Regions from separate parts of the Mus musculus genome. Here region 2 is linked to region 1. The links are chromatin contacts, found by POLR2A ChIA-PET in ENCODE. All regions are on one chromosome and are shown on one strand. Each heading gives the region's core, a stretch centred on a gene start or an enhancer-like site at or near the end of the contact. The rest is flanking DNA. Distances are from core to core; before and after follow the strand shown. Region 1 holds the start of Trim11 (tripartite motif-containing 11). Region 2 holds the start of Iba57 (IBA57 homolog, iron-sulfur cluster assembly).

The links. ChIA-PET counts read pairs that join two places held with the same protein, here RNA polymerase II (POLR2A).
Region 2: POLR2A ChIA-PET joins it to region 1 with 16 read pairs in Patski. The contact joins the promoter of Iba57 here to the promoter of Trim11 in region 1. POLR2A ChIA-PET finds 5 or more read pairs at or near these places in 2 of 5 experiments (Patski and embryonic stem cell).

The regions. Positions count from the first base shown.
Region 1 is chr11:58,975,291-58,980,478 of GRCm38, reverse strand. Trim11 (tripartite motif-containing 11) reads right to left here and starts at 2,386. Exons shown (of 6, transcript NM_053168.2): 1 at 1,835-2,386. The coding sequence starts at 2,239.
Region 2 is chr11:59,161,396-59,166,583 of GRCm38, reverse strand. It overlaps Iba57 (IBA57 homolog, iron-sulfur cluster assembly), which reads left to right and starts at 2,839. Exons shown (of 3, transcript NM_173785.6): 1 at 2,839-3,233. The coding sequence starts at 2,893.

The DNA of each region.
Region 1 (5,188 bases), core at 1,137-3,636:
GCTTCCCTCAGAGTCCCTCATGGTCTGGCTGTATTTTCTTAGGTCGGACCTGGTCCAGTTTCCTTTCCCACTTTTTTGCAGCTGCCAGAGAAGCCACAGGCCTATCCCAGAGGCTGCCTTACTCTGGAAACATCAGGCATACCCCTCACTCTGCCCCCCACCCCCACCCCATCACGTACACCTCCAGGCTCTGTTCTGAGCTCTGCCCGAGTCTTTCCAGCGTTTTCTCCTGTAACCCTGGACCTTGTGCATGCTAAGAAACCACTCCCAGCCATTTTCTCACTTAAAAAAAAAAAACAAAAATTTTTATTAGTGTCAGCAAGTGGAAGTGCACTTAAGTAGCCAGGCCTGTAGAGGCCAGACAGGTCAGATCCCCTTACAGCTGGAGTTACAGGCAGCCCTGAGCTGCTCAGAACCCGAGTGCTGGGAACTAAACTCCGAAAATCTGGAGAAGCAGTGCACTCTTTCAACCGCCCGAGCCATCTTGCCAGCCCCTATTTTCAATGCTTAAGTCAGGAGCAGTATTGTAAACAGCTGTGAAGCAACAGCAGCCTGCACACACTTTGGCAAAGGCCTCGAGCTCTGGCCACATGCAACCCTACCACTGGTTAGGTAATGACCCAGACTTCCTACCCTGGGTGTGGTGAGAGTGGAGTGGAGCCCAGGAGGCCCTGGGATAGGCCTGGGCTTGCTCTCCCCTCAGCTCCTGGTTCCTGCCGATGTAATCCCTCCTCCGTCTCTTTGGTTCTCTTCTGGATACTACTCACTCATGGCCCCAGAGCCAAAGAGTGAACTTGTCACCAGGACCACGTAGGCCAGCATGGCCTAAAGAACCCCTCCCAAACTCTAGTGAGTGGAGGGATGGCTCACTGCAGGCCCACTGGTCACAGGGAAGAGCTATCTGCCCATTTCCTGGCGTTACCAGAAAGCAGGCTGTGTCCCCCACACCCAAACCTGCTCCTGTGCTGAACAGCCACAGATACCTAAGCGTACGCAAGACAGAGCATCCATTCTGCAGGAGGGAGACACCCTCTCTGCCATCAGCCTCCTATTTCACAATCATTTCCTATTTCACAAGGTCTCTTTCTGGTAACTCCACACCTTTTGGGATAAAAGGCCTAAGGGTAACTGCTTCTCTGAGCTTTTCTTTCTCTTTTCTTGTGTGAACCCCTATGCAAGAGAAACTTAGTGTTACTTAAGCTGATCTGTCTTGTCTGTTGTTCAGACAGTGAACTTAACAGGACAGAGGACAAAGGTTTTCTTTTTTGGCAATAGAGCAGCTTTAGTGTTGTCCCTTCAGGGCTTATCATGTCATTCGTGGAGAGATGTGGGTCTCTTTCAGCACCATTAAGGGGTTTGGTGGCAGGGGGGTAAACCTGCCAACCAATCATCGGTAAACCGGGTATGGACGAAACGAAATGAAAAATTACTGGGACGATCTCTGTTTATAAGCTTTTTAAGTTTATAAGTTTATAAGTTCACCTTTGTGCTAAAGTCCAAAGTAAAGGAGACTTGGTGCCTGGTTTATTCTGGTCACCCAAGTTCATGCAGTGATGGGGACACACTGGCAGAGTATCAACTCTGACACAGGCCAAACTGTTGATCTGACAGCGGGCCCCTTCACAAGCTCTCCAAGCTGAGTCTGGACTGACTACCAACACCCGGTTTTCCCCAGAATGCACGTGCATCTCATCCTGGAATAAGACAGGCTACAATCCCGACCCCGTCACAGGATCAAGTTAACTGTAACTCACACTTCCTCAACTCAGGGCAGGGCAGTAACGGGACATCCCTTCGCACCGGGCACTGGCCGGCTGCACCCAATGGAACGCACCTTGAGGTCGTCCGCCGCCTCCTGCAGCGGTCTCACCCGGTGAGTCCAGTGCTCCGAACGCTCGCAGATGGGGCACAGCAGGCTGAGGTCGTCGCCGCAGAAGGTGGTCAGCGGCTCGCGGTGCGCCGCACAGACGCCCTGCGGGACCGGAGAAGGCGGGTGCAGGCGTCGTGCCATTTCTGCCATTTTGGCGAGCGGGCGGTTGGGCCGTAGGTTCCTCTGCGCCGACAGCTCGCGACACTCGGGGCACGCGTATGGGCCCTCGGGCTGGCCCCAGCAACGTCGGATGCACTCGCGGCAGAAGTTGTGGCCGCAGTCGGTCATCACCGGGTCGGTGAAGTAATCCAGGCAGATGGCGCAGGTGGCCTCCTCCTGGAGGTTGGTGGACAAGTCTGGGGCAGCCATGGTGCTGGCGTCTGCGCCTGGATCGAGCTTTTCGTGGTGCACCGGGATCGGGCAACTCCGCCGCGAGAGCGCAGTGGGAACGGGCCAGGAGCAGGTAGCGGCACTCTCAGCCTCCTGGGTAGTGGGTACATCCGGCACTAAGCTCTCAGACTTCCGCCGGAAGAGAAACCACAGCGGAAGCAGGAAGCTAGTTTTTATTATTTTTTAGAACCCGTTTGTTCTTGGGTTGGCCGCTGTGTATCGGGGCTCGGGGTCGGAATCGAATTATAGTGCAAGAGATCGCATTTTCGCCTCTCTTGCGGTGACAAGTCTCCGCAGGTGGTGTCCCCGCACCCCAAGATCCGGATGCTGCAAACTTTGGCCATGGGTTCTGTAGCTAATCTCTTGTGCACTGTGTAAACCTTTCTCCGGTCAATACAATGGCCAGTGAGCTTAGGCAGGAAATTAGAAGGTGTGATGCCTGGAAAAGAGAGGGGCCGGGGTGGATGCCGGGATCGACACCGACGCAAGTTTGGCCCCAGAACGCTGATGGAGATAGCAGCAAAAACTGAGAACCAGGTAACCAGCCACGTGTGGCAGAACTTAGAATAACGGGATGATTATGCACGAATCAGGAAACAGTCAAAGCTTATGGTGGTGACCGTCTGCGGCCACAACTTCTGCCGCGAGTGTATCTGACGTTGCTGGGGCCAGCAACTTAGAAAAGTTGTGGACAGCGAGTGCTAAACTAGAAAGCCAGGCACGGCTTCTCTCCCGTAAGATTTCCCGTAGCGGCGGGCTGAGCGCTTGAGCGGCCGTCTATAAGCAACTGGGTAGCGAGCCGGAACGCACTCCAGCCTGCGTCTGCAGCGGCCCGGGTCTAGCACTCCCGCGGCTGCTGAGTCAGGCAGCGGCCGGCCACGAGCCTCTGGCGTGGCCCGCAGGCGAGCAGCTTCTCAGAGCTGCACGAACCAAGCGCAGTTTGCGATCCAGAGCTGGGGCACATAGGCCTGGCTTTCAGCCGGTGGCTGCAGGTAAAGACCTAAAGCCATTCTCGAGCAGCAGGTCGGAAGGGCCTGCAGAAAGATGGAAACAATGGGGGCAGCCTCCTGAACTGAGCTGAGGGGTTGAAGTTAGCCACCGTAGACACTTGCTGGTCTGTGGAGCCTGCAGACGCACTAAAGAACAAAAGGAACATTTTCCCGCAGCGGCTATGGGACTAAAAAGCCCCAAACTTCTGAACCGGTAAGGTATTAAGTTTGAAAACAATAAAAGAGGAAAGAGACTAAATATAAAACATCGTAGACAAATATAGTTTAAGTTGGTAAATCGAAGTTTTTAAGGAGATAGAGATTAAAGGGAAAATATCTTCTATGATAAAAATGGAAAGAACTCAGTGGCACAGGGCATCTAGAGTCTGTATAATTTTTGCTATAGTTATCAGCATATAAATAATTTTTTTCAGTAACGATAACAAATTTTCTATATCTTTTTAAAGAGAGATCAAAAGAAAGCAAACTTAGATAAGGAGAAGACTGGAAGATGTAGGTTACAGGCCTTAGAAGAAAAATTAGAAAAAAATATAAATAAAAATTAGGAAAACTCTAAAGTAGTAGAGATACGACGAGAAAGATATCTGAAAAATGAAGACAGGTCATAGAAGAGAAATTGGAAAGATTTATAAATAAAAATGAAAATACTAAGATAGTAGAGCTACAAGAAGAAGAAAATATAAAAAATGGAGATGGGTCTTAGGAGAAAAATTAGAAAAAAAATTATAATTAGAATTGAGAAAGATACTGAGATAGACAGGGGAAAGAAGGCTAAAACATTCAGTACCACCTTGGAACAAGACTGAAAAGGGCAGTCTACATCTGTTAAAAAACCTAAAATGATTTTCCAGACTTGATAAAGGAATTGGGAGGAGATGAAAGAAATTCACAGGGTTATCAAGAATTTGAATGGCAACTTCTAGAAGCACAGGATTTTAGAACGCTTAAGGAAGCAGTAATGAGCTATGGCTTACATTCACCATATGTAATAACTGGGCCACACAAAAAAATCATATAATTCCAATCAAATGGAGAGATTTGATGCCAGCCATCTTAAAGCCTGGCCCTCAATTGCAATGGCTGAGGTGGAAAGATGAGGCTTCCGTGTGGGGCAGTGAAATAGGATGGAGGTGCTGATGGTGTCGGCCATCAGTTACTAAGTGAAGGACTGTTCTGGATTGAGAGTCCAGATTACCCTGACGATGCCGTCCTACAACAGAGCCTTACAACAGGGTGGAGTTCAGTCTTTTACAAAGGTGACCCAGGGCCCAGATGAATCTTTCACTGGCTTTTTACCAAGGTTAACTCTATCTCCAAATAGAGCAATATCAGATCCAACTGCTAGAGAGATTTTAATTGAATGTTTCGCTTTTAAAAATGCTAATGCTGAGTGCAAAAAGGCTACTGGACATAAAAGGGCCAGATTTGTACCTCTTTATAAATGGATGAAAACTCCTGCGGATATAGAGTTTAATACCCAAATTCAGTTATGGTGGGACAAACTCAGCATACAAAGCCTGTGGCTGTGACTGTGAATAGTTCCTAAGGATAAATTATTCTATGATAGTCCAGGGAAGAAGTCTCCTGTGCAGTGTAGAAGGTGTAGAAGGGATGGAAGTAAGGCTCATGAATGTAGGCCATCCAAAGATACTCAAGGCAATTCCTTAATGTCAGTTGGAAAACAAAGAGGCTTTGCTCCGGGCTCTACAAAAACCAACATGAGCCATTCATTTCCTGTCCACCAAGGAAAGAGTATTCTGAAAAACATTCTAGCCTGGTAAAACATTCTAGCCTGGTAGGCTTAAATCTAAGCCTGATAGGACAAGCAACTGTTCAAAACTTAAGTAAGCCATTTACTATAGAGCTGCTCTTATGGATAAAACAAGAGATTCTAAAGATACCCAAAATCAGATATTAT
Region 2 (5,188 bases), core at 1,590-4,089, 190 kb before region 1:
GGAACCATGCCCTTGCATATGTATAAACGTGACTACAACTCTCTACGCCATTCTCTTATCCTTTCTAGAAACCCTGAAGGAAAGGCAGGAAGGCCACCCTGTGGATTATTTTTTGCCAAGCTTCTGTGAGATTACATTTGAGTGACCCTGCTTTCCTCCATATCTAGGCCATCTTTAGAAACTCACCTGAAGGTTGTAAAATAACCAATAAAATTATAAGTTACTATATATGGAAGACAAATGGAAGACAAAGAAGCAAAAGCCATATAAAAAGTTCTGGCAAAAGCCATATAAAAAGTTCTGTCACTTTAAAAATAACACGAAATAAGTAAAAAAAAAAAAATCCAAGAGTTTCACTGAAACTGCTGGAATAATTAAAAACTACTTTTGAAAAATCTTGGTATCCTGTCTCTTTGTTCAGAATCCCGAAACACTGGGATCCAACAGCCTGGAATGAAGTCTCCTTTGAAGTCAGGCCTGAGCTGTTAACATTTTGAACTTAGATTGGGGCCCAGCACTAAGCATGTTTTCTCCCTTTCCTTCTTTTTATCTGTCTGGATTCTGGCCAAAAGCCTAATAAACTCATTTCTCCTGATACTCTGAGCTTTCTGTTTCTGTGACCCTCATTTAAATGCAAAAGGCATGACTGTTCTCCAAGCAACTGTAGGAATGTGTTGCTTACCTACTGACTTTCTATTCCTGTCAGGGTTTCTGTTGCTATGACAAAATAGTATGACCAAAAAACAAGCTGGGGAGGAAAGGGGTTATTGGGCTTACACTTCCACATTGTTATTTATCATTCAAGGAAGTCTGGGGGGGGGACCTCAAACACCAGCCAGGAGCTGAGGCAGAGGCCATGGAGGGGAGGGGAGGGGAGAGGAGGGGAGGGGAGGGGAGGGGAGAGGAGGGCAGGGGAGGGGAGGGGAGGGATGCTGCATAGTGGCTTTGCTCCGAAGCATGGTTTGTTCAGTCTGCTTTCTTATAGAATCCAGGACAAGCAGCCCAGGGATGGCCCTACTCACAATGGGCCTGGCCCTCCTCCATCAATCACTAATTAAGAAAATGCCATACAGACGTGCCTAAAGCCAGATCTTATGGAGGCATTTTCTTAATTGCGGTTCCTTCCTCTCAGATGACTTTAGCCTGTGTCAAGTTGACATAAAAGAACTATGCAACACATCTACTTTCTTTGTAGGTTTTTCTCTCAACTGTTAATTTTCTTCTCCCCTTCCCACAAGATAGGGCTTATTTGTGTATCCCTGACTGTCTTGATACTAGCTCTGTAGACTAGCCAGGGCTTACAGAGACCTGCCTGCCTCTGCCCAGCCAATGCTGGTGTTAAAGGCATGCGCCACTACCAAGCTCCAAGTCCATTTCGAAATTCTTTTGTTAATAAGACTAAGAACACACAAAAGGAACTCCAGTTTCCCTGGTAGCAATATGATCCAGTATGCCCCAAAGACCCAAGAACAGGGACTCAAAGAGACATCCGTGTAGTTGTTTTCATAGCAACACTTTTCCTGGCTCCAAGAATTGGAGACCTCCCAAGTACCCGTTGCCAGCTCAGCACATAGGGAAAGGTAGGCATTACCGTAATAAAAAAATTTTTTTTCGATACAGGATTTCTCTGTATAGCCCTGGCTGTCCTGGAACTCACTCTGTAGACCAGGCTGGCCTCAAACTCAGAAATCCACCTGCCTCTGTCTCCCAAGTGCTGGGATTAAAGGTGTGTGCCACCATGCCCAGCTATAAAATACAATTCTTAAAAAGGGAAGGGAATTCTGATACGTGCTATACTGAGGATGGGTGCTCCATGAAGAGAGCCAGGTGCAAGAGGACAGGCACTGGTTCTCAGAGGCTTCCAACCCACAAGGGCAGAAAGCCAACTGTGGGCACCAGCGGCTGAGTGTGTGTTCTGGGAGGAGTCAACGTTCTGGAGTTGGATGATTGGGAGATAAAAAGTTCTGGAGTTGGATGATAGTGAGGGCTGCGCAGCCGTTTGAACAATGCCGATATAAATGCACTAAAAGTGGTCTCGCTGGCTGGCTTTCATCAACTTGCCACAAGCCTAGCGATATCTGGGAAGATTCAGAAAACGCCTCCATAAGCTTGGCCTCTAAACAGGTCTTGGCTTATATCACATCAATGACTGATGTGAGAGGGCCCAGCTCACTGTGGACAGGTGCTCCTGGGTCGTATCAAAAAGCAGGCTGGACAAGCCATCAGAAGCTGGCCGGTAAGAGCCCTCTTCCAGGGCTTCTGCTTCAGTTCCTGCCCTGAGTTCTCTCTGTAAGTGGGTGTGACCTGAGAGTTTTCAAATGAAGTGAACCCCTTTTCTTCCCAAGTTGCTTTTGGTCATGTTTAGTATAGCAATAACAAAGTAACAGTGGTGAAGATAATACATTTTATACTGTTCGTATTTAACCGTGAACAAGGAAATGCCTAACTTTTTTCCTCCTTTTTTTCTGGGCAGTACTGGGGATGGGAACCATGGCTTCCTGCCTGCTAGGAAATGCTCTACCACTGAGCTATCTATCTTCAACTTTTTATTCGGAGACAGGATATTCATTTTAAGTTGCACAGGCAGGTCTTGAACACGCATCCTCCTGCCTCTGCCCCCCGAGAGGCTGGCTGGGATTGCACACCAGGACCGAGGTAAGATGGCAGATTTCATGTTTACTTATTTACCACGACCACAAGCGGTTTGACCAGGAGCCAACTAAGGAAAGGGTCACCGGGTGGCTCTAGCCTTGGTGTTTATCTGGGCTTGCGCACCCATCCACTGGCTGAGGTCCCGCCCACTTTCCCCCCCACGCACGCGCGTCGCCAGCCGCCGCCGCCGCCGCCGCCGCCCGGGGCCGCTGTGGTGCCCGCCTTCACTTAGCGCCCAAGATGGCAGCGGTGGCGCTGCTTCGGGGCGCGGCTGTGGGGCGCAGAAGCCCAGCTTGGCACTGGCGGCTGAGCGGGACCGCGAGTCACTGCCTAGCCCGTGGCTTTGGCCTTCTTGGCAGCAACCCCGCGGACGGTGTGGCCTGGACTTGCTTCCGGCTGGACGGGCGCGCCTTAGTGCGCGTGCGCGGCCCGGACGCTGCACCCTTCCTGTTGGGACTATCGACCAATGAGCTGCCGCTTTCGGGGCCTCCGACCGGCGCGGCTCAGCCCTCTGCGCGTGCGGCGTATGCCCATTTCCTGAATGTGCAGGGACGCACGCTCTATGACGTCATTCTGTATGGGTGAGCTTGGGCGGGGCAGCAGGGCGGGGCAGTAGGGTCGTTAGAGTGCTGAGGGAGCAGACCTCCAGAATCCCAGGAAGGATGTCCAGGATAAGATTTCTAGGGAATACTGGCTAGACACCCTTGGGAAGAGGCATAATTAGATTATTCTGGAAATGACTTTCTGAGGACAATCTAGACTTAGGGAAGGGGTCACCTAGAGGCGGATGTCCCATGGAAGGCATCCAGGTTGCGCTAGTTACTTGCACAGAGCGTTGTGCCTGGGACCCCAACCAGTCAAGTCAGAAGCTTCTGGAGTTATTTTCAAGATGGGTGCTTCAGCTTTGTCCCTCCCTCCTCACTTCTTAGAAAGATTTCGCTGGTTCGTGGGACTTTATTCAAAAAGCCACTCTCTGCACAGCCTCTCCACAGTGACAGATTGTCCCAGTGTTCTGAGAATCCAGTTTTTCCCTTATTTCTGGTTCCTCTTTGCAGTGCCAGCTGTTTGCCTGTATGGTCTCATTATCTATACAGCAGACCTGACTGTGACTGTAAATAGTGTTTGCTGGCCAGTCTGGGCAGGGCCTGCGTCTATAGCATTGAGTCTTCAGCTGCTCACCTTTATAGGATCTAAGTCGTGAAGTCTCAGCATTGTCTAGTAGGCATGTGAAGACCCGCCCTCCCTATCCTGTCCCTGAGCTGTCCCTTGACTCCTACCAAAGTCCAGGCCTGGCTGCCTGTCTCAGCTACCCGGTGTCTTTCCAAGTTGGTTTTTGGTGAGCCTCTTCAGTAGCCCCTAGATGCTCATTGGGAGTATATGGGGAATCCTCATATCTGGAGAACAGTTCCTGAACCCCTGAGGGTAGCTATTCCAGGATGAGAGTGGTGGATGAGAATTGACAGCCATGGCACCACTATCCAGTAGTTGTCTGCATTCTGTGGGGGGAAATCTAGAGTGCCTGTCTCCAGGTGCTGAAAGGCCACAGTGATGTGCTTCCTAGAGATCCTTTTCCCACATTACTTCGCTTAGTGAATCTCTGAATCTAGAACTGTGTCAGCAAATGACAACCCATGGGCCAGACCCACTGTGATGCTTTGGCATATAGAGTTCTGTGTGAACCCTGGGATGGTGTCTTCCAGGCAGTGTTCGGGCTGTGGTGACTCAGGGCCTTAAGCCTAAGCCAGTCATTGCCCTTTGTAGAAAACATGCATGGACTCCATACTGGAGCCTTGGATCTGCCTGTGTTTCCAGGTCGCCATCATCTCTCCATGTTACCAATAGGCAGCTGGAGTTGATTCAAGCGCTAGTCTTTGGTGGCTTCCATTCCTCATGGTGATTGGCAGTGGTTGCTAGTATAGAAGCAGTTGCCCTCTCGTGTTAAAGACCCTAAGCGTCTTCAGCCTTGGTCCTGCATGTGTTTACAGGTCTTGTGGACCTCATATAGGGATTCCTCTAGTCTTGGCAGCAGCCAGTGTTACAGCTCTTGTACGGGCTATGGAAGTTGAGATTCCTTAGCTGTTGATACCAGCTGTTGTCACTGCTCCTCTACACAGGGTCTCAGACCCTTGGCTCTGAAGGTTTGATTGGCAGCTCCCTGGACTCTTCAGTGACTTGGGTCTGCAGTTTCTCTTCTCTGGCTCTTTGTAATCGTTTCTCCTTCTTCAGTCTCAGCTTGCTATCACTCTCTGTCTGCCATCTTTCTTCCTGCCCAGGCTGTTGTTGAACTGCTCAGCTGTCGCTTCAGCTGTCAGACAGCTGGCAGGCTTGCCTTCCCTGCAGCTTTGGCTTGTCAACTGCTCAGCTGCTGCCGCCACCACTGCAGTTCCACCGCCTCTGCTGACCTCTGCTGTCTCTGCTGCTTCTTTCTGTTACCAGCCCAGCCCACACTACAGAAAGCAAGAAAAGAAAATGGAGAGAAGCCTTTTCTCGGGCCTGCTGCTCCCACACTGGGGCAAAGCTCAGGAAAGTCTTCCCA